2 separate regions of the Mus musculus genome follow, and region 2 is linked to region 1. A link is a loop called in an ENCODE intact Hi-C map of the cell type or tissue named here. Cell type or tissue: heart. All regions are shown on one strand. Each heading gives the region's core, and the rest is flanking DNA. Links, peaks and the distances in the headings are about the cores only. Region 1 has its middle 38 kb from the start of Gm30365. Region 2 overlaps 1700105F02Rik (a long non-coding RNA gene).

Region 1 (15,465 bases), core at 4,212-12,211:
ACGAGCTGGGGTTGATTTTTCTGGTTTCTTCACCCGCAAGGACGAATTTACAAGAGAAATGCTCACAGCCTCTCAGAGCTTTAGTGCTAGATGTTCACAGAATCTACTACGTCTTGCATTTGGCTGCTGTGGGAAAAGATACCTGAGACAGCACTGGGGGGAGGCTAGCAGGAGGGCCAGACTTGTCACACTTATTCAGCAGATTAAAGAGCCTGAGAGGTCTTATCAGTATCAGCCAAAAGGTATGACTCAGCCAAGGGGAATGAACAGTGAAAAAAATAATAAAAAAAACCAGATTCACTTTATAGAGCAAGCATTCTCTGCCTTCAGAGAACACTGGGCACCTTTTTACCCCATCCCCCTGTGGCAAAATACTTTTCTCATCTACAGAACACTATGTGGCTCCATTTACCTAAAGCCTGTTACACGGTTGCTTCGTCAAAGAATGCCCATCTCTGGTTTTCTTTTCCTTTCCTTTCTTTCTTTTTCTAGTAAAGCCATGTAGGGGATATGGAGTGTAACACCTGAAATAATAGGATTTTTACAGGAAATAATGTAAATGAAGCCTTTCGCCCTTAATGACCCATGATAAAATGCTCTTGTTACCCGAGCTCCAGCAGCAACTCAAGCAGGTTGCCATGGTAACGTCCAGCTGCTCCTTGGCTCTTTGCTTAATGATCAGTGTGATGTCAGGCTCTCAAGATAACCAGAGGCTCAGACAAATCTTAACAGCGGCCACAACAGTCCACTGGGGACTTCAGTTGTGTCTGACTGAGGGCTCCTGTGTCCAGGTCTAATTAAAACATACTCAGACCTAGACTGCAAGTGCCCGAGGCAGAGAATCAGGTCACCTTTCCAAGTTCCCTATTCACTTGCTTTGCTCCACATGATTGCCCAGTTGGAAAGACGCCAGAGCCTGGCAGCCACAGCACATCACTATGCCCAGTGCTTCAAACACACCTGCTAGCCAGCTCTCCCTGGCATGGGGAGATCATACCAAAGAAGGTGACCTTTGGTCCCCTCTTCCTGTGTTCCTTGCATGACTCTTTCAGCCGTGGTGAAGCCTGGAATTCTTACCATGAAGCACAAGTTGATTTAGGGAGCAAACCAGGGACGGAGGAACTAGAACATTCACTTAGAATATACTTTTCTTCTTCATTTCTTCTTTTCAGCCCCTCTTGAGATAGTTTAAAAAGCATTCACTATCTGTAGGCCATTACTAAAAACACAGAGAGTACGGTTGAGTAAGGCTTTGTCCCTCTTCTCTAGGAGCCAGATGAGATCAGGTAGACGTGTATAAGCTGGGGTTTGAGACATCTTCCTTAAAGGATACCAGCAAGGCTGTCTAGAGAAGAGAGATTAGACTTTGAGGGAATTAGTAACATGGTGGGAGGGAGAGAGGGAGAGAGGGAGAGAGGGAGAGAGGGAGAAAGAGACAATGTGATACAGTTTGGAAGCATGATCTTGTATGTTTAGAAGGCTGCAATGCAGACTAGCTGGAGTTTTCTCTAGCTATCTTGTGAGAAGACAAGAGAGGAAGGCTGGGGCCAGAGTGAATTTTTTGTTTTGTTTTGAGGGCCAATGAGAGATACCTAAGGCTCTTAAGTGGGGAAAGGAAATGGTGGTTGATATTTAAGAAAATTACTATCCTTACGGGTAAGACCATGAACAGAGACAACAGGAGATGCGGGGCCATTAGAGTCACAGAGGGAGTCTGACCATAGAGACTACCTATAGGTTTATGTCCAGCATATGCATGTACATGTGTGTACTCCTGTGTCTCTGTGTATTTCTCTGTGTGTGTCTCTGTGTATGTATATGTGTGTGTATGTGTGTTTGTGTGTATGTGTGTGCATATGTGTCTGTGTGTGTATATGTGTGTGTCTATGTACATGTGTGTCTCTCTGTGTGTATGTGTGTGTCTGTGTACATGTGTGTGTATATATATGTGTGTGTATATGTCTGTGTCTGTGTGTGTCTCTGTGTATGTATATGTGTGTATGTGTGTTTGTGTGTGTGTGTGCATATGTGTTTGTGTGTGTATATGTGTATGTCTATATACATGTGTGTCTCTATGTGTATATGTGTATGTCTGGGTATATGTGTGTGTGTGTATATGTGTGTTTGTGTGTGTATATGTGTATGTCTATATACATGTGTGTCTCTATGTGTATATGTGTATGTCTGGGTATATGTGTGTGTGTGTATATGTGTGTTTGTGTGTATTGTATATATGTGTGTGTGTATGTGTGTACATTGTGTGTGTGTTTCTTGAAAAGGAATCAATCTTCTAGTGCCAGGCCCATCCATCCATACAAGAATGGACATATGATCTCAACCCATACCATATAGTTCCCTACTCCTGGTTCTCGTGTGATAGGTCCAGATGAGCATCTATGCAGTCAGCACCATGTTTCTCTGATGAAATTCAGAGACAGTCAGATAAATCCAGATTTTTTTTTTTCAAAAATGGAAGGTTTTGCTTTTCAATTTTCGGAGGCAACCTTCCTTTCTAAGTGGAGAGGGCTGTCTGATTACTAAGCCAATGCACAGAGGAAAAGGAGAGGTAGGGAACAAAGCTTTACTAATGCTGCTTGGGCCATTGCCTTGTAAAGCACAGAACCCGCTGTTTGAAGCCATGCACCAGAAGGTTTCGCATCCCTTCTGCCTGGCAAGTATGAGTTAGCTTTTGACTTGTGCTGGGCTTCCTGACTCATAAACCAGAAATTCTGACGGAAGCCTGAGCTGAGTCAGGAGAGGATGCAGAAAAAACTACTCAGGAATCAGACAGAAAGATGCAATGGTGTGGGTGAGGAATTTCAGCTTTACTGATGCCCAGGCACCTGATTTAATACAGCAATGATTCCACTTGAGAAGATGTTGAATATGTTTGGAGAGTGTTTCAAAAAATATTCTGGGGTGGTGGTGGGGAGCTGGAGAGACGGCTCAAGGGTTAAAAGTGCTTGCTACTCTTATAGAGGACCTGGGTTCTGTTCTCAGTATCTACTACTGCATTTCCCTCCACTTGTAGAGGAGCCACCAGCATCTTCTGACCTCTGAGGACACTGTTTGCATGTGGTGCACATCAGACTAGCACCCACCCCTCCCTACCCCCAACACATTAAAAGAAAAATGGAGTGTGATATTTGAGAAAAGCCTTAGTCCATAGTCAAGGCTGATCTGGGATTCATTCATATAGAATGTACTAGCCATTCAGACAGGCTCCCAACTGTAATTCCCACTCAGCCCTTGAATGTTGGGATCACAAGCGTGTACCACCATATTCAACATACTATTTAAAAATTATTGACTTTAAGTCAGTAATGGAATATCCAGTTGGGATTCTCAAGCAACAATTAATATTTCCTATAATTCACTTCCTGAAACACATACAACATGCAGAAAGCATCTTAAGGACAGTCATGCTCTGTGTCGTCTCTGACTTATCTGATACTCTAATTCCTCTATTGAACATTTATTAAGTGCTTGATGGTACGATATGCTGTCTAGAATGAAAATATGATATGTATTCAGAGTTTGAATGTTCCTGAAGGTCTACTCCAGCTCCATCGGTTGAGCAAGAAGAGTCAATAGACTCTAGGCCAACTGGGGTTGCAGAGGTTGGACTTACCAGCTGTTTCGTAGCTTTATTTCTGTTGTTGAGATAAAATGCCCTGTTTTTTGTTTTAAACAAAAAACAAACAAACAAAACCATCAACAACTTAGAGGAGAAGAAGCTGATGTTAACTTGTAATTCTGAGGAAGTCAAAAAGGCAGGAACTTGAAGCAGCTAGTCACATCACACCCTCAGTCAAGACCAGAGGGGAATGAGTGTGTAAAAGCCTAGTAGAACTCAGCTCTCTCTGGTCTTGACTATAGACGAATGAAGTCCTTCCTAGGGAGTGGTGCTGCCCACAGAGGTCTGGGTCTTCCTACATCATTGAAATTGTAATCAAGGTAATTCTCCCACAGACAGACAGCCCACAGGCCTCCCTGATCTGATTGATCATACATTTGGGTTAAGTTGACAATTGACCATCACATTTCCCTTGGCCAAACTCTTTCTGCTTTGCTCAGTTGATTAGTAAAAATCTTTTTTCCTACAGTAGTCTCAATTTTATTTGTATCAGCTATCCTGTGGCATGTTGAATTCCCCCTATGCCCCCCTACCCCTTGCCCCACTGGCCTTAATTTGAGTTATCAGACCCTTTAAGAACATAGTCACCCTTTCTAAAACCTTTCCTGTATCCAAATAAGACATTTGTATATTTCTTTCATCTCCCTGCTTCCCAATCTAAAGATGACAATAATAGCCTTTTGCAATGTGACTCATGAATGTGGGGTTTTGTTCTTTTAAAGTACTACTTAGTGTGAAAAATCATCAATAATGTGTATGTCTTTTGTTCCCTCCTTGATCTGATAGCTCCATGTGACAGAGGTCTGTTTGCCCATCATTTATCCCCCAAATCAGTGTCTGAAATGAAGTAAGCCTCCAATAGACATTTGCTGGTGAAAGTGGCTGGGTCCTAGCCCCCGCTCTTCTCACTGGTTACTTACAAATGTGTCTATGGCTTGAATAATATAAAGTGACCAACAGAGGAAGCAATACTTCAATTAGTAAAGCCATCACTGGATATAAGGTTGGTTGCTAATTAGTTCTGGATTCATGCGAAGGTTTTCTCTTCCCATTGCTGTGACAAAATATCTAACAGAGGAACCTTAGAGAAGGAAGGTTTTATTGTAAATTATGGTCTAAAGATACCCAGGGTCAAGGGGCTGGGGATTTAAGTGGCTGGTTATGTTGTATCTGCAGCTAGGAAGCTGAGAATGATGCAGACTGGTACCCAACTGGCTTTCCCCTTTATCAACAGCCCAGCCCAGTGCTAGTGAAATGGTGCACGTCTCCATTCCAGCTGAGTCTTTCTAACTCAGTTAAACCAGAAATGCCTTCATAAGCATGCTCAGAGGTTTGTCTCACTCCTCATTTTAAAATCCTTTATGTTTGCAATCAAGATTAATCATTCTACATTCATAAGTCTGCATAATGTACCCCTAAAATTTCAGAGGTATTTTAAACTATAACACATTATAACCCCCTCTATTGATTACCCCAAACTACTACATCTTTCAAATGAAATCACTGCTTACCCAGGGGATGTGTATATGTGTGTATGTATCTATATCTATAGATACAGATACTCATTCATTCTTAGAGCTGGTAAATTTGGCTCAATAAATGTGCACATTATTTTCTGCTTGCGTTCATGCTGCCCAACCTTTTGTTAGTCCCGTGTCTATCACCAGCATAATCACTGGGCCCTGGCACTAAAGGTCAAACACCCTATGTCACCAGCTGTGACCCACAGTCCCATCTTGTTGCTGAGCAGATTTCTAAGGAATGATTTTGATGTTTTATTTATTAAAACTGGAAACAGGGACAGGATAAGCTATTGTTTGGGTTCCTATCTCTCAGTGCCTGTGTTTGGCTTTCACTCATTTGTAATTCTTCATCTCTCAAGTGTTATGCTTTATTATTTAGGAATATTTTAATTACTATCTTATCAACTTCAATAAAACAAAAGTTTATCCAATATTGAGAAATGCCTAGTGGCTTCAGGCCACTCTAATTAAAGATCAAAGCATATCACTTATGGGCCAAATACTGCTTGAGATCCCTTGTGGACACTCAACAACAACAACAACAACAAAGAAAAAACAAGAAACAAGAAACTAAACAACACAATTTTTTTGGTTTTTTTTTTGGTTTTTTGTTTTTTGTTTTTTTTTTTTTTTTTTTTTTGGAGTCAACTAAGAAAATGCATTGGCTTTTCATATTGCCATGTGGCTGAGAATCTGGGGGAGGGCATGGGGGTGAGGGAAATGCTGTAGAGAAACCACTACAAAGCATAGAGGCTATAATTTTAAAGTCTATTTTTGACCAACAGAAATTTTCATGTTGTTTAGAAAAGCATCCCATATCAAGGTAGTCAAAATATCCCATTGATTATTATAATCAGCAATGTTAAACATGGAGTTCACACCCCCTCTTTAAGCCTAGGTTATTTCTGACCGAATGTGCACTTGAGCTATGGCCAAGAGGATGCTAAGTGAAGGAGTCAGGAAGCAGGGATGGAATTTCCGGGGCCCCATTGAAGTGTAGCAGCTATATCACCACTTTTTTTTTTTTACTATCCATGAGTAATGATTCTGGAATTTGACGATGTACCTTCATCAAATTTCAATGTCTCTGTAAAATCAAAGGGCATATGGCAGTGGACCAAACCAAGAGCTCCGAGTTATTCTTAACACAAACAGCATGTCCTTTGCCCTGTAGTGTTTTCAGCCAAACTCATGCTGCATACACAATACTCACAGAATATACGGGATAGTTAGCAGCCATGAGGTTGCCTGCATGAACTAGCTGTCTCTGCTTTATGAGTTTGGGAAGGAGATGGGAATTCAGGTTTGGTTACCCATGGGACATTTCACCAAGCTTACTCAAGCTCACTTGAGAAGGGCTAACCCTTTCCCCAAACTGGTAACAGGTTGGATATTACATATCACACAATAATAAATTTGATAAAAAGGTGGGTGTGCACAGGGATAATTTTCTCATAAAGAGATCCTTCAGAATTGTAGAATGCTCACTGAACATGTCCAAGGTCCTAAATCTAATGAGAGGGGGGCGAGAGGGGGAGAGAGAGAGAGAGAGAGAGAGAGAGAGAGAGAGAGAGAGAGAGAGAGAGAGAGAGAGATTGACTTTACAGTAGTTTAAGGAATACTAATGTGCTCAATTTTTTTCTCCTCTTAATGCAAAATATTCTCTCCCCTTGTTCTTGTCTTTCCTTCCCACCCACCCCCATATTACTTAGAAAAGCATCTGTAGTCAGGGGTGCAATGTCATTAGACCCCCTACTAAAGTGAGTGAAAGTCACCCTTTTTGTAGCTCTAATGTTGGAACCCTTTTCTCCCTTGATTTTCTGTGTTTGTGTGTGTTGGTGTTAAGGTGTATGAAGACTGAATGTGTGCAGGGTTATATGGGGGAGCCAGAGGGCAGTCTGGAGAGTCTGCTACCCAGGTGCCATCCACCTTTACATAATACAAGGGGTTTTATTTGTTTTGTTTTGTTTTGTTTTGTTTTTGATATAGGGTGCCTTCCTGGCCTAGAAGGCACCAAGCATGCTAGGTTGGCTGATCATCGAGCCTCTGGGAGCCACTTGTCTCTCTTCCCCCACACTAGTAGGCATCTAAGCCACTATGCTGAGCTATTTTTTTTAACGGGTTTTAGGTATTAAAGTCAGGGCCCTCTTTGTAAGGCAAGCATTTTACTGACTGTTCTGTTAACCCAGACAAGAGGCTGTCGATTCCATAACCGGTCATAGTCTTCCTAGGAACCGAATGGACCGGTTATTCCCTAGAGTAGGACATTTGATTGTGTGCCTTCCTGGGCACCGTTTGATGAATAACACCCCCTAAACACTTGCTGATAGACGCACTTACAGGTCCCATAAAGGAAAAACTACGTGTCTATTATTTAATCCCCATCCCTTCCTCATTTGTCCACCAGATGGCAGAACAGGGGCCAGGATAGAAGCTAAAATATTTTTGATTTGCTAATGTAGTAAGTATGAAGTTACATTAAAAGCAGGAAATAAGCACCTAAATGTAAACCTATGACTTAATGTCCATTATATTGGCAGCATGAAAATATATTGCAAAAAAACCAAGATGGTGGAAAACTTAGGTACTAAGTAAGTTAAAAGTTCAACAATGAATTGAAGGGCCTGGATATACTGTTACTCTTGTGCAATGGGCAGAGGGGACAGGAAAGTACTTAATGAAGGTTCTTTCCCGAGCCTACTTTTGAACCTGAAACTAGAAATAGAAAATGGTCTCTTTTCTTCATGCTGTGACAGCCCTGGGCCTGGCAAGTGTGACATTCTCTACCTATATGCAAAGTTAATTTTGAAACAAGCCCTTTAAGTTCAACTCAAGGGCAGCTAAAGTATATAAAGAAATATTGAGTTGGGGCTCTGGGGATCATTGCCCAACATAAAGGCGAGTCTGTGTGCTCACAGCTGGTAAATGTTTAACACAGTCCGTGTTATTAAGCATTGCCCAAGTTTATTTAGCAACCTCTTAAACAAACAGGGGTGATGCTTTATTATTCTCATCTAAATGGATTTAAAGTGGAGGGCACAAAGAAGATAGGCTGGCTTGTTGATATTCTCATCGGTGTGTCTTCTTCACATGTGGATATAAAGCTTTGCTCCTGGATTTGCAGAGGTTATCGTCAGAGAGACATGGCCATGAAGCTGTACCTTACAGAGGAAGGGCCAAGTGGAGTGAGATGGTTTTGAGAATATGTATATCAGGCAATAACCCACACGAGAGAAATGGAAAGTGAATTTTATGACAGCGGTTGTAGGACATTTTAATCCTCATCTTGAGGTGCACACCGAGTCATAGCTATTTGCTTAGCCACTCTACTCTCTAAGGCCCTGGCTTTAACCTTTTCTGGTCACCATGGCAACAAGGACACAAATACAAAGGCCATAGCACTCTCCAGCACTGTGAGGAAGAATTTCCCACTGTATACACAGTACGTATAGTTGACCTAAGCATAGCAGGAAGAATGTGGTGTAATTTTAAACACAGTAAATTGAGTCATAAAATGGAAGTGGATGCAGCTAGGAAAATGTTACCAACAAAGGAAGGGAAATAGTGCTGTGTTGCCGTTCCCACTAAAGCCCACAGTGCCCTCCCTCTTCTCCTTGCCTGATATAAGGAGAACCATGAAAACAAAGCATCCAAGCTTTGATTTTGCTTTTTTTTTTTCCCCTTAAGGCCCAGACCTAAAATAAATGATTCATTTCTAGGCCAACCATAAACGAGTGATCTGAGATGCTGATCTTGAAAGCACTTCATCATTTCCAATCACTGGCTGAAACAGGCTCTGCTAAAAATCCTGTGGTTCACTCCGCATTTCCAGAGAAGCAGCCAAGCTCTGGTACGGCTCTGACCTGATTCCTGGACGAGGCTGTCTGAACGAAGCATCTGTAGAAAGAAAGGTTGGAGCTGACTGTGGAAGGAATTATGGAGCCGTCCCTTGTGTTCAGTCCTATGCACTAAATAATACTGGGAGAACTTGAAAAAGGATATGGGGATAACAAGATTCAAGCAGCTTCCCTGGGCAGGAATGAAGAGCCACAGAAGAAATTCAAAGTTTAAAAAGACTAGACAAAAAACCAAAAAAACAAAAAACAAAAACAAAAACAAAAACAAACAAAAAAACAAGAAACAAAACAAAATAACAAGAAAAGCGGCAGCATTCGGGGACTTCTGCCAGACCTGAATTGATTTGTTTCTCAGTTTGACTGATCAGCATGGGACAAGCAGCCATCATTATTGAATCATTTTCTTTGTCTTGGTTTGACTGTTTGCATTTTTTTAGTAGGGGAACTTGGGCGATAGGCAGATACAACGCCACTGTACTTGACGTGAGCTGCCATGCCAACTGAGGGAAGGAACCAGAGCTCCTTTTCCTGCGACTCCCATTTGTCCCTCAGATACCTGCCTGTATTGAGAGCTGTATTGCGAAGCACAGCCCCATCAGTGCTGTTGTAGTTGTGGGTGTTGCGGTTGTGGATGTCATTACTCAGTCCTTCGGTTCTCTGCTGTCTACAATGGGTGTGAGGTTAAATAAATAACGAGTGGTTATATGTATGTCCACCGCCTAACACCTACCATTGCATGGTTCCCAAAGAAATGCCAACAACAGACTTAAAAGTATCAGAGACTCTCATCACTTCTTCAAGGAGGAAGTATAGCTGAGGAGAAAGAATGTCAGGAAACCAAGGAAACAAATTCATGCCCCAGCTGGGCCGCAGCCAGCTGTGAGACTGAGAGCCTCCCAGCTGCTCTGGGGTTCAGTTTTCTCATCTGCAAAATTAGGATGCTGGCCTGAACCATCCCCCGTTTAATACATTTTGTTACTCTACGGGGAATTCAGAGGTCTTTGCTCCCCTGAGGAGGTCAGTTTAACTTCTGACTTTCTCAGATAGCACTGTAGATAGTCTCAAGAAAGGGAAAGACATTTATAATCATATTTTCCAGTTGAGTTTGGGAAATTAGAGTAAAAGCTAATACATTTTGCACAACTATGAACATGGACCTAAAGTGGGGAAGAGAGGAGGCAACTGCTTTGGAGAAATGTCATCTCTGTCCCTGTACTCCCAGTCCAGTTGAACCACTCAGGATGGCTAGGAGCTGAACTATCCATGCAGAAGGCCAGGGCCACTGGAAGGGAGAGGGGGCAATAAAGGGGAAAAAATTGAGGGTCCTTAATAAATATTATTTCTTCAGTAGTAGTCCAATTCCTGTTGTTATGATGAGATACTAAGGCTGCATACAACATGAAGTAAAGATGCTAACTTTTGACTCGTAAGTCTAGAACATTCGCAATGGGTAGTTCCGGGTAGTTCTCTTCCTGACTCTGCTCACACTGTAGTCACAGACTGTTATGAATGGAAGGTTTGCCACTGCCAAGGCGTGGGCATTTTGCCAGCACTGGTTTGGATTTTGGACACTGGCTTCACCACCTAGTTACCTTTCATTCTGCCACCATCGCCAACCTTGTAACATCCACGGTTAAACTGGAATTGTGATAGAAACAAACCACATCCAAACCATAGTAGAAGGGGAGAACAAGCCTCCATTTAGATGATTCAAATCTAACTTCTAAGATTTCTCCAATAAAAAAAAATTGTATGTATGAACGTAGATATACAACACGTGTAGATGAGTATGTATATGTACATGTATATAGATATCATACATTATGCCAGATAGATGTGTGTGTGTTACTCTTACTCCTTCTCCATGAGGTACAGACCTGCCGAAATACCGATTGAGGGTATTCTAGATATTCCTCCATTCTTGCCCTTGCCCTCTGGTCTCCTCGGCACCAGCACGGAAAGCAAGAACAGAGCTTGAGAATTCTAACTAGTCTGGAGAACTGTGAATGCCCACACAATTTTACATTTGCTTCTGTTGCCATGACAAATTTTTCTTTTCAGAAGAAAAGAACATTTCTAAAAGATCAAAATTAAATCCCTTTGAAGACTCAAAGGAGGGTGGCATCTCCGGGAAAGCATTAGAATGAAAAGACACTGTGGCGCTTGTGACATTTACAAATCACCCAGCCCCTCACGATTGTGAAGTTTAAAGTTCAGTTCTCCCCTTTCTTTTTGTGTGTTTCTGTCTCTCCTGCCCAGGCCAACATAGCTCTTAAACTCTTTACTGATGCAACAGAGTCTGGAGTCTTGATGGGATCATTGCTGAGTGATGACGAGCTTTAGTCTGAAGAACAAATTGTCATTTGGCCCAGAGCAAGAAAGCTCCATCCATATGAACAGATACATAGAAGTAACCATGTATATGTGTGGATGGATAGACAGGTAGACTAATCCTCATTTGGGCAATTCCTCTTCTAGCTACCTACACAAGGACTTTTTTTCCCATCTAACTCCAGTTCTTTCTAGATTTTATCATCAGTTTAAACTCCCTTCCTGGAAACTGTTGAAAAATGATAGGTGATAGGTGCTAATCCATGCCCAAAGGAGATGTTGCTTCTTGGCCTGAACAGGCAAGAATCCTTGGATTATTTCAAAAGACCCAGTTAGGGAAAAATAGGCAACTGCCACCACTATCATTAATAACCCCCCACTATACACAGATACCTACACATTAACAGCAAACAATCCGATTCTCTTCTCAGAACTCTTCTATTTTCTATTTGATCTTTCCAACAATGTAAAAGATACTCTTTATGTGGCAGCCTAGAGTCAGTTATCAACAACTGTGAATGAGTTTAACCTGGGCCAGCAATTCCAGTTCTGTAGGTACCTACAGAAGAATGAGAGACAGTGTTTATGTCAGCTTCTGTGTGGGTACGGTCTCTCATTAGGTTAATGACATAAAGTCATCTGAAATCATGGATAGAGAGAGCTATTCTCTTGGTGAAACTCATCAAACCATTTGAATAGCAGGAAGAATACAGTTTGCTTTAATGCAAACTTGAAAAAAAACTTGTGAAGGAGGAGAAGCTATAACAGAGGAATATAATCTATGAGAGGAAGATATGTAAAACACGGGGTTGCCATTCATGGTGATGTAGGAAGTGGACAGAGCGCATACGAAGAGGGTAAGGAAATGTTTTTAAAGTACTTGACTAGGTATGCCTGTTTCCCAGGAGGGTAACTGGTTCTGAAGTCACTATATATGCATATTAGACTTGAGCCATGAGTTAAGTTGATGACAGATGGCAAAAGGCAGGTTTATCGTTGTTGAAACAAAAATCTAGGTAAGGGGAGGAGTCTAAAATAATTGACAGCATAATAAATTAGGATTGGAAAAATGAGAGTTCTTTCCTGCTTGGCTTAATATAAATGATATGGGTATGTATCGAAGAATTAACAGCTATGTGTAAGTATGGGTGGGCACACTCATGCATATTGTCTTGCTCTGACAGCTAAAGAGAGTCCAGAAGCACTGACAACCTAGCACCAAGCAAACCTGATACACAGACTGTGGATCTGTTACTGTCCTTCCACAGAAGAAGGAACATGGGCTCCTAGAGAAATGGCTGCTTCTAAGACTGAGGTAGGAATTATTCAAATGATCTTTCAAAATCTTTGTGTGTGTGTGTGTGTGTGTGTGTGTGTGTGGTGTGTAGTGTTGTGGTGTTTGTATTACGCACATGCACGCACTTGTGTACAGACACATACACACACACACACACACACAGAGAGAGAGAGAGAGAGAGAGAGAGAGAGAGGTTTGAATGGATCTGTGTGCATATGTAGAGGCAAAATACTAATACTAATTATTTTCCTTATTATTTTGAGACAGGGTCTTCATTGAACTTCCTCCTTTGGACTAGGCTGACTAGCCAGAGATACCCTGAGACCTGCCTGTCTCAATCCCTGCCCCTCACTCTAGTATGGTGTTACAGGTACACATGGCCATTCCCAGCCTTTTAGTTTCACATGTACCTATCACACATGTATGTGTTGGATGCATATAGACCAGGGTACGGTTGTGGCAGTCAGGATGACTTGCTGGAGTTGGCTCTTTCCCTTTACTATGTAGGATCCAGGGACTGAACTGAGGTCAGTCACCTGGCTTGGTGGCAAATGCTTTGGCCTACTGAGCCACCTCACTGGCCCCACAGACAGCATCGTTAGTGGGGGTTCTAGGGATCTGGACTCAGACTCTCTTATTTAAACAGCAAGTGGTCTTCCCACCGAGCTTCTTCCATACCCTCTGCAGTAGCTTATGTTACAAAAATGTATGGAAATGGCCTCACATAAAAGACAGAAATTCACTCATCATTAGGCCAGGACATGTGGCAGAACAACTTAAAGGATGAGAGTATGTTGGGCCCATGGTCCAGAGAACATGTGCCATTGTGATGGAGAAGGCAAAGCCACTGGCCTACCCCCTGTCTATGGCCTCAGGAAGCTGCTTCCTCACATTTAAGCAGATCAGGAAGTGGAGAAACAAAAATGCTGCTGCTCAGTGGGCTTTCTCCTTTCTCTCCTTTGTTCACTACAGGGTCCCAGCTTAAAGGATGCTGTTGTCTAAGTTCACTAAGAGTCTTCCCTTCAGTTAATCCTCAAACGTGTCATAGACACATTCGAAGGCAAGCCTTACTAAAATGGCCTAGTGTTTCTTAATCCAACCAGGATGCCAATCAAAATGAAGCACCACAGGGAGGAGTAACTAAGGGACAAGGGAGCCAGATGAAAGAGCATCCGATGCCCAAGGCGGGGAAGAATGTGAACAAAAAATAGAGTAGAATTGGATGGCAATCTAAGAGATAAAATAGTTGTAAGTGGGTCTTAATGAAAAAAGAAGGAAGGATGAAGGGAATAAAGGAAGGAAGGACGGAAGGAAAGAAGGAAGGAAGAAGGAGAGGAGAGGGGAAGGGGGAGGAAAGAGAAGGGGAGGGAAGGGGAGGGGAGGGGAGGGGAGGGGAGGGGAGGGGAGGGGGGAAGAGGAGAGGAGAGGAGAGGAGAGGAGAAAGGAAGGAAAGAAGGAGCAAAATGGCCATATAGAAGAGTTCTAAATAATTGGTGGGCTCTCTACCTTCTGGCTGAACTGAACATAAAGTGCCCCCTTCCCTTACAGGTGGCACTGCTATCTGCACACAGATGGCTTCCTTTAGAAGAGCACAGCATGGGAGCCTAGAACACCTTTGCCACGGAGAACCCCACCTTCATGAAAGCAGTGCCTCAGACAAGTGATCAGAGTTACCAACAGTGACAAGCCATGTTGGCAGCATGAACCCTGAAAGTGCACAGTGAGAAAGGCTCCTTAGCACTATCCTTGCCTCCCACATGCACATCCACAGACAATCAGGAGGACAACATCAGATAGATCTAGGGAAGATGCATCCTACAAAATGCCTCAGGTTGGTCCAGGTTATTCAAGGTGAGGAAATTCAGGGCATTCGTGACAAAATCCCTGACTGGAGCAAGTTAGTAGAGAAGAAATTTATGTCAGCTCACAGGTTTGGAGGGTACATTTGGTCTTTTGAGGCCAAGAAAGCAACGAGGCTGGTGGCAGTCAGTTGGTGGCAGTAAGAGCTTTCAGTGGATGCTTGTATCCCAGGAGGAAGTAGAGCATGAGCGGAACCATAAGTGAAGCTGGGCTATGCCTCACAAGCTGTCTGGCAGTGATGTTCTGCATCCCACGGCTTCCACAGCATCCCACAAGCAGCTGCAGCAGGGAACCAGGCTTTCACATGTGAGCTTGTGGGGACATACCACATTCAAGCAGTAACAGTCAGAATCTGTCACAACTAAGAGGAGCCTACAAGGACATAACTGCTGGGGATGGTGCCATGTGATCCTAGATGTGGCCTTGGAACAGGACAGGGAATTAAGGTGGAAGTTAAGAAATCAAAATAAAATAGGAACTTCACTATTAATACTGTATCTTGGTTCACTCACTGAGCAATACTAATGGGCTATGTAGGCTCAGAAGTGGGGTCCCTGCCTCTGAGAACTCAGTGAACTGACTTTAGAAGGTTTCCTTTTTGTTTTTATAAATATAACTGTTCTAAAAATAAATCTCAGGTTTTTTTTAAAAAAAAAAAAAGAAAGAAAGAAAATGATCTCTCTTCTGGAGTAACATATGACAGGTCAGGGGAAACCTATCTAAACCTATAGATCAGTTTTATAGATTGAACTGGGTTCCACAAAGGTAAGCTTTAGAAGAACACATGCTATTAGACCCTGTGGCTTACTGCTGAAAGGACAGCCAGGAAAAGTTTAGAGCTAGAGTTATTATTAATTCATATTTGGCAGGAGTTTCCACTATTAGCAGCTGACAAAACATGGCACACAACCCCTGAACAGACCTGCATAGGAAAACACGGCCTCTCCCTGCGTTGCCTTC
Region 2 (15,465 bases), core at 4,990-12,989, 220 kb after region 1:
AATGCAAGCGACATGATTAAGATGCTCAGATCCCCCTCATCTTCAACACACAACTCAGGAAATGCAGGCAACTACTGCGGTCTGTTGGCGTGCAGGGGTATCCTGACAACAATGAGGAATCCAGACTCTGCAGGAGGACCCTGACAGTCTAAGGAATCAGGGCTCCTGTGCCAGCGTGCATCATGAGCATGCCTGAGGCATGACCAAACAACTTTCGGACAGGTTTTGGAAAGTAAAGAGATGAATAAAAAAGGTCAGGCTTAGGAGGCATGTCACCAGCAGCTATTGCTCAAGCAGTCACTCAGCACTCCACTTCAGCAGCTGTCAGGGACTCGAATGGATACTTCCTCAGGTTCTAGTCTACCCACTCGCCAAAGCCTGTTGGGGTGAATCGTTGGGACGATGGTCCCCGCGTCCAATATGTGCAATGTCAGAACTGAAAATCCAAACAACCATGCTAAAACTGAAAGCTCGCAGAAACTCTCAACATTTCGCCATCATCTTCTCAGCCTCCCCCATGAGGAACTATGCCTAGTAACTGACTTTATTTCCTTTGACTTTGATAACCACAGTCTATTTAGGAAAGCCTCGTTTGTTTTATGTCCTCAGTGACTTAGAACACAGGAGTCATCACTCTGTAAGACTGTTTCCAACCCCCTCCCCCCCCCCCCCCCCCCCCCCGTTCTGCCTGAGTATTGACTCTGTTGCCTCAGAGACAAGATGAATGGCATGGTTCTCTGAGAACAGCACTTTTTGTTTTTCTGTTTTCTTTTTGTTTTTTTACTTCTCTCTGGGAAAATTTAAATTTGTTTTTTCTTTTTTTCTTTCTTTCTTTCTTTTTTTTTTTTTGGGGGGGGGCGAGGGGCGGGGGTTGAGACAGGGTTTCTCTGTGTAGCCCTGGCTGTCCTGGAACTCACTATGTAGACCAGGCTGGCCTTGAACTCAGAAATCTAACTGCCTCTGCCTCCCAAGTGCTGGAATTAAAGGCATGCGCCACCACTGCCCGGCAAAATTTTAAATTTTTTTAAGTATTTAAAAAAGAACATTTTCTACATGATTTTTAAAAAATCGCTCCGCTTCTCTCTCTGCTCAGCATAACCCTCAAAATGAAGCTACAATCCAATCCACACTAAACTATTCTGATTGTTTACACAGTCCCACTAGCCTTTGCTTGGCCACTCCTTGACTAAGGTGTGATTCATAAATACCTTTAAAAGACCTGGCATTGGTCTATTCAGTTAGTTCATTTTATTAAGAGCCTGTCACATGCCAAACGCACAGACGGGTAGGAGTCCGTCTTATCCCATTAGGCATCATGAAAGTCAAGAAGGGAGCTGCCGGGGAACTCTGTCAGGATACCTGGGTAAGCTGGGATAAGCACATATGGCAAGTTCTCAGTGAGCAGAAGAGAGGTGGGTCACAGACTGTGGAGAGGGAGGAGAACGAATATGCTTCTATGCAATGACAAAATAAGAGAACTCGGGGCGTTTGACTCCTTGAACCACAGTGAGACAGGAAGCACTACTTATAGGATGTGGTGAGTCTCCTTCCATCAAGACAGCTGGGGAGGGTGTCATGATGGAACACAGGAGAAACATGTCACAGTTCTAAGCCAAGGGCAGACAAAAGCTAAATTGTTCTTGAAATAGATTTGCTGCATAGACCCTGGAAAAAGTCATGAGGTGTTTATGTTTTGAGAAGGTGCCTGAATTTGTCTGTTGCAATCCTGCCAGAGCAACTGGGATAGCCCCAACGGAAAACTTCCATGACTTGGAGGCCTGACCCAGTGACACACTGGGTCTGCTGGCTCTAGGCATGAGGCCAATTGCCCAGGAGCAGTGGGCCAGAGAAAATAGGCTGTGGCTCCTAAGGCCAGGACAGCCCTCTCAAGTGAGCAGGTTTACGGTCATGGGCAAGGATTCCTAACACAAAAGCTCCCATTCAGATTTTGATCTTCAAAGCTGTCATATAACCCAGAACTTAAAAGGGAGGGTAGCTATTCTGTGTCCCACAAGAGAGCACCATCCAGGTCAAGGTCAATGAAGAAGGGCCCATGTAAGAATAGGCCCTCCAGGTTTCAAGAAGGCACCACTGAGAGTTCCCAGTCCCTAAGGCAAGTAAGAGTGGGAGAATCAGGTCCCTGGGGACCCTGTCACAGGGAATATAAGGTATTAATATATGAAGAGAGGGATGGATACTTAAATGAATGAGTAGGTGATGAAACAAATGAATACAAGGAAAGAAGGAAGGAAGGAAGGAAAGGAGGGAGGGAGGGAGGGAGGGAGGGAGGGAGGGAGGGAGGAAGGAAGGAAGGAAGGAAGGAAGGAAGGAAGGAAGGAAGGAAGGAAGGAAGGAAGGCAGGCTTAAAAGAAAATGGCCCCCATTGGCCTATAGGAAGTGACACACTATTAGGAGGTGTGGCCTTGGGGTAGGTGTGGCTTTGTTGGAGGAGGTTCTTTCTATAGGAAGGGTTTTCGGGTCTCAGAAGCTCAAACCAAGTTCACTTCCTGCTGCCTGCCAACTTGGATGTAGGACTCTCAGCTCCTTCTCTAGCACCATCTGTCTGCATGCCACCATGCTTCCTGCCATGACGACAATGGACTGCACCCCTGAAACTGTAAGCCAGTCCCAATGAAACATTTTCCCTTATCAGAGATGCCATGGTCATGGTGTCTCTTCAAAGCAATGGAACTCTAAGACAGAGGGTTGATCAGAAACCCCAAATCCAAAGAAAAATATTGATTAGAAATACAATGTAGTGTTGGTATACTAAGGGAAAGGGTGGTCAGCAGCCAACCTGATGATTTGAATGGAGCAATTTGCTTGCTGAAGGCAGCCATTCTGATTGAAGAAAACAGTCAAGCTGCAGGTCCCTTGGGAAGAAATGGGTTAGTCTCAGGACTTGTGTTCCCTCAGCCATCAGCTGCTCTTCCCTCCCTCCCTCCCTCCCTCCCTCCCTCCCTCCCTCCCTCCCTTCCTCTCTTCCTTCATTTCTTCTATCTACCCATCTATCTACTTACTCACCTACTCATTCATTTGGGTATCATATTAAAACTCAGAAAGCATCGGTGTCTCTGTGCCAGCCCTCTGCTACCTGCATTGAGAACACACTCAAAATATGATCTTCAATCCCACAGCAGTGCTCCAGAAAACCCCAATACGTACACTAAAGCCCATGTGCGTATGCATGTACGTCTATATTTTAATGCCATTAGGTCGCATCCACTAAACCCTCACCTGTGGCGATCTTTGTGAGGCATTTACCTATAAACAAACACTAAGCTCAGTCTAATACCCACACAGGAATTGCCCAACAATGTAATAATGCTCTCCAAATCCCTAGTCAAATTTCATGTAAATGAAGCAAACCAGGTGAGGCCAGATCCTCTGTCACATCCGCCCTGCCAGAACGCTCTGGTTGGATGTCCTGCTCTGGTCGGATGGAAAGTACATTATTGACATTCCACCCCGCCACACCCCATCGCTGTTTTCCCCTTACCTCCACCAGGTCAGATTATTTGCTTTAGTTACAGGGTAATGCGGGAGGAATGTGATATACTGGCTAGTTACTAAAAGCCTGTTGTTGAAATAAAATTCAGATTAATCAAAATATGCTAAGAGGAGATTTGTTTGGTATTGCTGAAATGAGCCGAGGATTTTCCAGAAATCCCCTTTCACGTTAGCACTCGTGCAGACTCACCTTTAAAAATAAAAACAAATGGGCTGAGAGTGTGGCCCGGTTTCAGGAGTGCTTGCTTAGCATAGGCAATGCCCCAGGTTTGATTCTACCACTGCCTTAAGCTGGGAGCAGTAATGCATACCTGTAATCCTAGCACTTGGGAAGTGGGGACCAGAGGACCAGAAGGTCAAGAGAACCCTTAGCTTTATAGTAAGTTTGAGACCTGCTTGGGACACATGAGACTATCTCTACAAAAAAAATGCATATAATAAAAATAAAAGCACTTTGCCTATTAATAAGCACAAAGGACTCTTCATCTGCCACCTGGCACCACTCCTAGCCCATAGGTTGTGAGGCAAAAGGGAATGGCTACATGCAAGAACACTAGCTCACTCTTCCATTCCTCTCACGAGCTATGTGATCTTGGGGGGATTATCAGTGGGAAGACACAAGAGATACATTTCCCGTGCCTGGCTCAGGGGGATCACAGTCCCCCTTCACACCCGACCACCCTCACTTCTAAAAATTGGCTTTAATTTTCCTCTTGTGTCCCACGCAGTGCCAACTCTTCAAGTCCCTAGAGTCATAGGGTGGATACTAGAAAGTGTAATGTCCTCAGAGCCCACCCCTTCCCCTGTTGGAAATTGTATTTCTAAATAAATTCTGTTAACAATGAAAGGGTAAACTTTTGAAGTCCAAGAAATGTCACATTTATATATTTTCATCAATCAACTCCAAGCAATGGTTTTAACCTCCAATTTTCAGTGTCTACAGGGGCCCCCTGACTACAGGGCCATGCTGAGAACTCAGGGGGTCTCAAGGCCCAAGCAGCTGATATCTCCCATGCAGAGCTTTGAGTGGAGGAATTTGACAATCACTGAAGCCAAGAGCCCTGATTCCCTGGGATTCTGGCTCCCTGGGAGTTCTACACAAATATGTCTAAGTTTTGTTAATCAGCATCCAACCGAACCTCTGATGCACCACCACCCTACAAGGGTAGGATTTCCTCGGGGCTGGTTTCTGTTGATGTTGTCACTGTGGCCAAAAAAAAAAATCAGGCCCCTTGAGGTCATTGTATAGCAAGGAGGAGGCACACAAAGGGTTACTGTAATAAGTGGACCCCCAATTTCTACCAGCATTACAGGCTTAAGATTACCCCTGCCTCTGCCAGGCGGTGGTGGCGCACACCTTTAATCCCAGCCCTTGGGAGGCAGAGGCAGGCGGATTTCTGAGTTCAAGGCCAGCCTGGTCTACAGAGTGAGTTCCAGGACAGACAGGACTACACAGAGAAACCCTGTCTCAAGAAAACCAACAACAACCCCCCCCCCCAAAAAAAAAAAAAGATTACCCCTGACTCTCAGCTTCCACCAGACACCCTACAGCCGTTCTCTCTTTCCTCCCCTGGGAGTTCATAGCCCATAGCATCTTGAAGAGAGAAACAGAAACAGAGTAGTCCTTCTGATGAGTGAGAATCTCAAACTGGTTTGACATTTTATTTTCCTGGTGGCTGAGGATATTGAACACCTTTTAAGCATTTGTAGTTCTTCTGTTGAGAACTCCAGTCAAATTTTGTAGCCCACTTTGGACTGAGCATTCTGTTTTCTTGGTGTTTAGTTTAGTGTGTATTCTGGTTACTAACCATGTATCAGATTGATAACTGAGCAAAGGCTTCTCCCCCAGTCTGTGGGCTGCCTCTTTACTTGACTGTCCACACCCTTTGCTGTACAAAGGCCTTTTAATTCCACTCTCTTTGGGCTACTCCTTGATTCCATAGCAATGGGGGTCCTATTCAGAAAGTCCTGCTTTATGCCTAGATCTTAATTGCGTACTTCCTAGTAATTCTCCAGTAGTTTCAGATTTTCAGGTCTTAACTCTTACCCGTCCTTTAACAAGCATTGCTCTCAGTACATGGCTCAGAACTTAACTTTGAACTGACTATCTATGAAACCTTACCATGAATTTAAGAATGACACGAATTCCCTGTGCCCAACCTAGGTCCAGATACACCAGAAGAATGTCTGTTTGCCCCCCAAAGGTGGGATTTCAGCAGAGGTTCTTCTTAATGTCTCCATCCCGTCCTCACAGAAACTGCAGAAAATCACACACACACACACACACACACACACACACACACACACACACACACACCAGACTTACTGCTTAGCAAGCGTGGAAGACACAACTCTAGTGTCAACCCCACACTCCAACATGCATATATATATTCAAGATTTGGTGGCCTGAGCATGAAATGGGACAACACAGAGCATACATAGGCATTAAGGTACCTAAAGAGGTCCATTCTCTCCTTGTCTACTAGAATCAGGACACAAGTTCATAGACATGAATAAACTTGAAACCATATCCAAGTGTGCTACCTCTTCGAGCCTCAGAATGGCTCTGAGAAATAGGGCTGACAGTTTCCTTTGAGGTGAGCATTCCCAACAGGCTAAATAGTCACCTTGCTCAAAGTCAACCAGAAAGAATGTGAGAACCCACACAGGAAGCGGTTTGCCCAGCTCCTGGGTACAGTGGCTCCTTTACAGTAATGGTGCCTCTGGGCAGAAACATCCTAAGTGGAAAAAGTACTCATAACTAATGTATTCCTTGACTCCTACCCAAATCAAGAAAGAAAGCAGTGTTATCATGTCAGTGGAACAAAAGGTCAAATTGATGCTTTGCCCAAAGTCACATAAACCCTGCCTGGGTGAATTCTTAAACGGGTGATCCGTTCCTACCCTAACCCGATGTCTGTCTTTCTATGAGGCTTGTACCTTCTCTGTTGTCGTTTACCTGCCCCAAACATCATCCCACAGAAATGTTGCTTAGCACTGAATACATATCTGCTATGTGCTGGGCACAGCTTCTTTCCAACATAAAAGTGGGTGAGACACGTCTGTAATGGGGCCCAGGCACTAGAGAGGAAAGCAAGCTTCTTAACGAATGCCATGCTGAACGCAGCTCACGCTGGATACAGGAGGGCGCCGGGGCTTTGGAAAGATTCACTCTACCTGCCTAGGAGGGGGTGCTGGGAATCCTGTGTGGCTTCCACAAGGGATACTGAAGCTGTCCATAGAGTTTACAGTACACAGATGTAAATTTCTGCACCAGGCAAAAGCTCAGAGGACAACAACACTCTCGCCTTCTGCAGTTTTTCCAGTGAAAATTACAAATGTACCAGCGGCGAACGAGAAGGCTCAGCCACGCCACTGACTTTCTCTGTCCTTCACACCTTAATTGAATTTGTCCTGAGTCATCTCTACAACCCTTGGTGATTTTTGGAACCACAACAGGTAACAGTCCTCGGCAACCAAGTTGTTTATCTAAAGCTATCCCGGAATCTGTGCCACGGCTGCCAAGGAATCCTGCGCAAGGAAGATGAAAAAAAGCCAAATTTAGTAGCAGATGACAGGCCTGAGGTCCGAGCGCTTCTGAGAAGCTTGAGAAACACCCCCTCTCCTGTTTATTCAAAATCTAAATCTCCTTGACCTATAAGAAGCTGCTGCAGTGCATGCGCAACGTGGACTGGCTGTTTCCTGTGGCTTTAAGGAGTGTAGACCTGACTGCCTTGCAGCAGCCCTGGGGAACGCCAAGCTGCTCGGGGTTGTGTAAATGACTGGGATCATCATTTTCCTGAATCAGGCTCCCACAAAAACAACACAGTGATGAAAGAGAGCAACTGGACACGTTGGCATGGTATCCAGCCCTGGGGATTCTTACACAGGTGGCCTGCCACGTAAGGACCCAAACCAGACAGACAGAAGGTCTGGGACCACGACCACAGAAACGCTTTTCTGACGTGTTTTCTTTTTTTTTTTTTCTTTCCATTTTTTATTAGGTATTTAGCGCATTTACATTTCCAATGCTATACCAAAAGTCCCCCATACCCACCCACCCCCACTCCCCTACCCGCCCACTCCCCCTTTTTGGCCCTGGCGTTCCCCTGTTCTGGGGCATATAAAGTTTGACGTGTTTTCTTAACAGGACACCACAGTCCAAGAGACAGGGGGAGGTGACACAAGGAGAATGACAGGATTTTTTTCCCTCACTCAGGAAGACCGACCAGAAAGCCGCCCCTAGTCTGTGACCTCCAAAGATGTAGAAGAGTATTTCAGGTAGCGAGGCTAGTAAGCTTGCCATCCACCTATGGGCTAGCATCCACTGAAGAATGCTCTGTATTCTGAGGTTTTAAAAATCACGTGCTCAGAGATATCCCCTGCCAGCCTTCACTCCTGACCTCTAGAAGGGACCACTGCCCTGTTCTCACCGTCTTACTGGCCTTCCAAAAGCATTGCCCACGCAGACCAGACCAGTTATCTAATTTCCTTCTGCTCAGCCCCCAGGAGCTATTTTGGGCTTGGTCTGTGTGTGTCCTCCACTTTCCTGCCAGGACTGACTCAGCCCCTCTCCTCTCCTGGGACTCTTTTCTTTAAAAAAAAAAAAAAAAAAAAAAAACAAAAAAACCTTTGAAAGATGCTGCATGCTTCCTCTAGGGCAGCACGTGGTGCCTGACTCAACTTGGCGTGCTGCCAGGAAGTTTCAAGTACCACCCTGCAGGCCAGCAGAAGGGGTAGGGAGGGAAGGCAGCGCCACAGCATCAGCATCTATAGTTCAAGCCCCTCTCTTGCTTACCTACCTACCGCAGCTCTGTTGTGAGACCTGTGAGGGTCTACATGCAGCAGGCCGAGTGTCTACATGCAGCAGGCCGAGTGTCTAAGCCTTGGCTTTCCCTTTTCTCCACCCATAATGCACCTGCCTTTGTCTAATTCCTGCTGGTCTCATCTTGATCCCCAGCACAGCCTAAACACTCTTCTCTGGTTCTCCAACCCACCCAACAGAACTGACCCTCCTTACTTGTCTGTCTCCCATCTCATCTCCTCCTGCTACACTGTCTCTATATGGCTAACTCAACCCTGTGCTTTGAGGGCTCCCGCATCCCATATGCTTTTTATATATAGAATTTGATTTGATTGTGTTATCCAAGTAAAGTGTTAAGAGGGCAAGATAAAAGAAGAGGAGGGGGGTTGAAGAAGAGGGACTTAAAAGCCTTTGGTTAGTGGAAATTGAGAAGCCCCTCCAAATTACCATGCCTGACTTTGTGAATTAGCATCAGGCTGATGATGAATCAGCTCGAAACAATGGCTGCATCTCTAACCTCTGCTGCCTAGAAAAAGCCGCCCAAGGCCAGCAGCTCCCTGGGCCAAGTAGGTAAAATCAGTGTGAGGATGGGAGCCAGATATTAAACAGCAGGGAGTGATGGTGTCATGGAAACACAGTGTAGACAGCCTCGCCCAGCAAAACACTCAAATTCAAATTTAAACACACTCAGAGCCAGCGTAAAGCTCGGGTCAGAGTCAAACAGCTAGATCTGCCAACACGGTGCTCTGCATTGTCAGTAGAAAGGCTCCGGTTCCCCTTTTCTACATTTGACATGTTAAATGGAGTGCAGTTATAGAGCATAGATAGATAGAGCATCATTCTGACTACGTTGAGCTACAATCCATCATGTTTCTGTGGATGAAGATATCACAGTCTCCAGTTCTAAATGTGAGGAATGCCACAGAGGTGTATTTTTGGTGAACAAAGAGGCTATGGGATCAACATCTGAGGCTTGGAACCTCACTGGGGAGGCAAGAGAAAACTCCCAGCACAAGCAGATTGTTATCTTACCATATCTCAAAGTCACAATTATCCCACCTCTCTCAACACTTCAGCCCAGCCAAAATGCCTACAGGTGATGCGTCCCCCGCCCCCACCTCTTAGACCACGGTCTGAACACATCACCTTTACCAGGCTTTCTCTGTCAGCCTTGTCTCTTCTTTTTCTACTCCATCCCAAATGCTACCTGAGGACTGTGTGCTTCCCAGGGCAGTGCTTGCCCACCCTAGATTGCAACTGTGATATGTATTGGCACCAGAGTGGCAAAAGCAGGACCGAATCTGATTCATCAAAAGCTGCCTGGTTCGACACACATGCTCATTTGTTGGCATTGCATAAATAAACAAAGGAAAGGAAGGAAGGAAGGAAGGAAGGAAGGAAGGAAGGAAGGAAGGAAGGAGGGAAGGAGGGAAGGAGGGAAGGAGGGAAGGAGGGAAGGAAGGAAGAGAAGAAGCAGCAGCAAGATTTCAGGTAAACTGCTGGCCAGGCCTCCTCAGGTCACATCACACATAGTCTTCTCAAAGGGCAGAGACAAACTTTCAGTCAGAAATTCTCAAGCCTGAGTGTTTTATGCACATTTAATCTGCACAATAACCTCCATAATGTAAATTCTGCCATATTTGTTTTCTCTCTCTCTCTCTCTCTCTCTCTCTCTCCTCTCCTCCCCTCCCCTCCCCTCTCCTCTCCTTTCCCTGTGTGTCTCTCTCTTGCTCTCTCTCCCTGCCTTCCTCCCACTTTCCTTCCCTCCCTCTATTCCTTCCTTGCTGTCTTCTTCCCTTTCTTTCTTTTTTGAGCCAGGGTCTATGTGTGCCAGGCTAGCCTCTAACTCGCTGTGTAGCCAGTGATGACTTGGAACTCCCAATACTCCTGCCTTCACCTCCCAAGTGGGATTACAGACATGCACTGCCACACCCAGTTTCTGCAGTGCTAATGATTGAACCCAGGGCTTCCTGCATACTAGGCAAGCATCTTCCGAAACACACACACACACACACACACACACACACACACACACACACACACACACCAGGATCCAAGACATGGAATCAGTTTCCTGACAATCCACAGCTAGTAAGTAGCTGAATCCTCAGCTCCAACCAGTGTCCCTAGACTGTAATACCTCTTTCTACCACCCAAAGATAGGCAATGGTTGGGACCTCCCAACCATTAGTGAGTGGTCACCCCCTGGATCAGACTCTGGCTTATAGCCATTCAGATTAGAAGTTGGCCTTCCTCTTTCAGTGGAAGCTTGTGTTCACCAGACTAAAGTCTGTGATCACCAAAGTTTCTTCACATTCACCTGCCATCTCAGATGAATATCCCTGGTCACCTGTTGTCATCAGCACATTATACTATCATTGAAAAACAACCCCAAGCTACATCTTAAATCCATTTGGAGTTGCTTGGTAATATAAGTACAAGGAGGAGGGAGAGAGAGACTGAGAAAGCCAAGTCATGCACAACCAACTCCTAAAATACCCTATCTTGTAAAAGTGTAATCATGACACACATTAGTAGAGAGAACAAGTCGGAGAAACTTCTCTGGCACTTGTACTGTACAAAATTATTGATTGATCTTATTCTCAAAGTCACGTAGCATTAAGTGACAAGGAGTTTATCACAGTGTGAGTCAACCATTCCCTATCCAGTTTCTATTTTAGCATTGCAGCCTAAAATGACGCAAAATAACCACGCCATTCCGAAATTAATCTCAAATCAAATTTTCATCCAGGAAAGGAGGGGTAATTATAAGCTCACACCCTAAACATCTACCAGTCTTCACGACATCAGCTCAAGTTTTATGAAACCCTGAGATTGCCGCATGGCAAGGGCCCAGGCTACTCACACTAGCTAAAGCATGCACTGAGCCCTTTCCACCAAAACACATGAAGAAAGCGACCAGACCTTTCCAGACCCCAGGAGCTGCCCAGTAATACAGGAGAATAAACACAGGCTTCCATGTGGTTGAACCTGCAGGCAGTGCTTAGAGAATACAGTTCCAGGCATGGCTCTGTTGCTTAAAACTCTACTGAGCTAGAGAAGAGTGTTATGTCTACTATCAGAGAGCAGACTTGTAAAGAGACAGGCAACACCCAGGACCAACCCCAGGGGCCAAGAAATGTACAAGAAGCACATGAACTATAGCCATCAGATTCCCTATCAACTGCCCATTGATAGAAACAAAAGAAAACCCTTTGAATGAGGGAAATAGCCATATATAGGGGGTAAGCCACAATCCCAGAAAGAGCCTGTCTTCAAATGAAACATTAATCTTTCTGGTTTTGCCTTTCAAAGACCCCTCCCCACGCCCCACTCCCAAATGCTCCATTAGTTTTCTCCCTCTCTTTTTCTCTCCTGTGACCTCACGGTCCTTTTGAAGTTCAGGGACACCAGGTTGCTGCCTGTTCTGTGGCTGCTATTAAAGTGACACGGAGCTAAGTGACAGAAGCTAGCTGTGGTTGGTCACAGACTACATGACTGGCTCTCTATGCTGCACTGTCATTCTTGTCCCATTGGATACTCCATGTGTTTGGGGTGCTTGTTTGTTTGTCTTTACATTTTGTTTCTGGAGGCTTCTCTTAGAATTTCATCACACTCGACAACTGCGTCACATTCAGTCCATGTTAAAAAAACAAAAAACAAAAAAAGAAAAAAAAACATCAAATCAGTCTTACGTCTAGAAACAGTCTTCATCTCTGCCTAAGTGTTCTTTTTCTTTAGCATTTTTCCTACTTATTCATAGAATTCCCATCCCCGCACTTACATTTCCCAATAAAGCCGCTTCCCTGAGGGCAGACCTAGCTCAGAAGAGCAGAAGGCACTGGCTTCCTCAGTGTGGTTTCCTCCTTCCTTCTGAGCAAAGCATGAAGAGAATGCCCCCTACTATTCATCAAGAATGTAGTTGGGCCCCTGGGGTTAAACACATTATCCTCCTATGGAGTCCCTCTGAAAATATTTTGAGTCATGTGTGTGTCATGAATGTTTGTATAAACATACACGTGTGTACATGTATGTATGTATACGGATGCATGTATAGGCCAAAGGCTGACACTGGGTCTTTCCCTCAATTGCCCTCTGTCGCTTTTAAAGAGTCTTTCACTGAACCTGGACCTCATCGGTTCAGTTTGGCCAGCTGGCCAGTGCCCTCTGGAGTCCCCTGTTTCAGTGCTTATAGCCCTGGGCTTACAATAACACACCATATCTAGCTTTAACAAAGGTGGTCCTCACAGTTGCATAGCAAGCACTTCACTGCTGACTAAACTATGTCTCTATTCCCTACCTCCTAGGCTAGAAGGGTTTGTGTGTGTGTTTGTTTGTTTGTTTGGTGGTAGTGGTGGTGGTGGTGATCTATGGAGAAGCATAGTAAGGGTTTTAGTTAGCTAGGTATTTTGTAAAGAACGGGTCTCATTCTGTAGTTCCAGACTATCCTGGAACTCATGAGTAACGCAGGGCAGCCTCAACCTCACAGAAACCCTCCTGCCTCAGCCTCTCATGTGTAAAGTCATAGAAGATTGAGTTGATTGGGGCTGACCTTCTGACAGCTTTGGGTGCCTCCTCTTCACTTTTCCTTAGGCCGCGCCGCTGTCCCAGTGTAGGACAGTCTGTGTAGATGTACGTGTCTTTCCTGATGAGACCAGAAGGTCATGGAGGACAAATCATCTATTTTTTTTTATTACATTGGAGCAGTTGATACCCTTGGAGGATATCTGCTAACTGAACAAGTATCAAGAGAGCATCCTGCCTCCATGACACAGGTCACAGTGGGCGAGCCAGAAAATAGCTCCCGCTTCCCATATCCTGAAAAGATGCATGGCTTTCCCCAAGAAAGTGTCTGGGCTCCCAAACTTCTACCCCAAGTTAGACTCATTTCCTTTTTTTTAAAAAAAATAATATTTTGAAATCTTCATACAATTTATTCTGGTTAAACTCACCCTCTCCCCCAATTCCTCCAAGTTCCGCCCTCCCTTCCTACCCATGCAATTTGTAATCTCTAAAAAAAAAACCGAAAAAACAAAAAACCACTAAATCCAATCAGCACTTCTATATACTCTTGGATGTGTGACCATCCATTAGAGTATGGTCAACCTACCAGAGACCACACCTTTAAAGAAAATGGACTCCCCTTGTGCCTGGTAGCTATCAATTGCCAATGGCTTCTCAGCTGGGGGTGAGCCTTCACGCTGACCTCCCACCAGCCTTGGCTCACACAGGGCAGGTGCACGCCCTTATCACTGCTGAGAGATGACGCAACTGCCTGCAGGGTCTGGAAAATCCGGTTTCCTTGCCTCTCTGACTATTATATTGCTTCTTCCCCCCTCTGCCACAATGATCCCTGAGCCTTAGGAAGAGATGATAACAACCCAGAGATTATCTATTATATTATTGAGAGTGATATGTGATTTAAAGACAAGCACGACGTCATCCATTAATCTCTGCAACTTGACCCAGTGCTGAGTCTGTGCTAATGTTTCTCTGATGAGGGCCAAGAAATGCAACTAAAATCTCCGGGTATAATGGTAAGTCACTGCAAGTCAGTTGAATAACATATCCATTTAGTAGATTAATAGTGGGTGGTTCTCCCCCTAGAGCCTATGACCTGTGCAGTCATGGGTTTCAACATGCCTGCTCCTCAGCAAGTGAATTCCTGTTCAAAGAACCCCCTCCCTGACTCAGGCAAGATCTCCATGGCAACAAGTGTGGCAAGGACTGCAACAGCGGACAAAAGGATGGCTGTGACAGCGAGCAGATGTGCAGAGCAAGTCTAGGGGACACAGATAAAAACAGAAAACAGGGGGTGACTGAGGGATTCCTGGTGTCACCATCTTGTCCTGGTTACTTTGTGTTGATGGACACACACCTAAATATATCTGGGCAAGAAAGAATCTCAAGTTAGGAATTACCTCTACAGATTGACCTGCGGGCAGGTCTGTGGGTTTTTTCTTTGTTAATAATTGATGTGGGAAGGCCCAGCACACTGTGGGTAGTGCCACCCCTGGGCAGGTGGTCCTGGGGTAGACCAGAAAGCAGGCTGAGAAAGGCAGTAAGCAGTATCCCTACATGGTCTTTGCTTCAGTTCCTACTTAGAGGTTCCTTACCTGAATGTCCTCAATAACGCAGCGATCAGGACATGTAAACCAAATAAACCTCCTCCTCCCCAACTTGCTTTTGGTCATGGACTTCATCGCACGAACAGAAAGCCAACCGAGATGCCATTTGAGCAGAACGATACTTGAGCATAAAATAAAACTAAGCATTATGCTGATATCACAGGTATTGATTTCTATACTTGAGACAAGCTGATCCTAAGGGACAAGGATGTGGAGAGCAGAAGATGGTCAGACGCATGTGGGAGAAGAGGCTCCGTGGCTGGCCTGACAATGACTCCATGAATATAAGCAAGAAACTACTATTCCTATTTACAGATTTCTGTGAATCTACGTTGAAAGCCAAAGGTGGAAAATCCTCAATGCAAGTCCAGTCATTCCCAATAAGTCATTTCACTTGTACCTGTAGTTGGAATTGAAGATCCCCAGGTCTACTTACAGATCGATCATGCCTCAGTCTCATCTAGGGAGATCTTTAACAAACTCAACAAACATACCAACACAAATGCAGGCACATCCTCTACATGCTGACGGCTCGAGTCCAACTTGAAGGACATTAGACACACATACTCAGGTTCTATGGAAACATTTCAAAGTTCACAAAGCCACATGCAGTGAATAACTAACTCCGTACGTCTTTGTGCTGAAGCTGACTCTGAACGTACTGTTGTGTACAATGCTGTCTTTTCCGAGTGTGTCTTGCCTACGCTACCCTGTCCGTGAAGTGACTCAATTCTCCCACTTCTTTCCTCAATTTAATTTGCTGCACCGCCTCCATTCCTACCAAGCTTCATGGTGTCATCAGCCCTTCCTGGGTGTGAACACGATCATAAATGTGGGTGCTGTGATTGTGCCTTGTAGTGCTGCTAAACTGATCATCTGCTTGTTGTGAAGGAGAGGCTACTATAAGATTACAACACTTTGCAGAGAGCTAGTGGGTCCTGGTTTGAGACACCTTCAATTAGGTCAGCCACCTACCCTGGTAGCATCCTCCTATCTGTCCAATTTCTCGTGGTTTGTTCTGAA

Evidence for each region. A loop is a pair of places that touch in the nucleus more often than their neighbours do. Peaks named below come from ENCODE experiments on the same cell type or tissue, not always from the same donor. Only the 100,000 strongest peaks of a DNase experiment are listed, where the experiment ranks them.
Region 2: it touches region 1 in a loop (2.6-fold over the local background); 1 of 42 quality-filtered maps calls a loop at or near these places.

Annotation. Positions count from the first base shown.
Region 1 is chr14:76,868,287-76,883,751 of GRCm38, reverse strand. No RefSeq gene overlaps it. Among named protein-coding and RNA genes, the nearest start is that of Gm30365, 38 kb to the right of the region's middle. In heart, for the core only: a CTCF peak has its summit at 7,558 (motif pointing right); no DNase peak of the experiment used is centred there; H3K27ac peaks cover 2,352 bases.
Region 2 is chr14:76,651,049-76,666,513 of GRCm38, reverse strand. All of the region lies in intron 2 of 1700105F02Rik (a long non-coding RNA gene), which reads left to right. Among named protein-coding and RNA genes, the nearest start is that of 1700108F19Rik, 19 kb to the left of the region's middle. In heart, for the core only: a CTCF peak has its summit at 8,203; DNase peaks (open chromatin) are centred at 8,113 and 8,863; H3K27ac peaks cover 2,043 bases.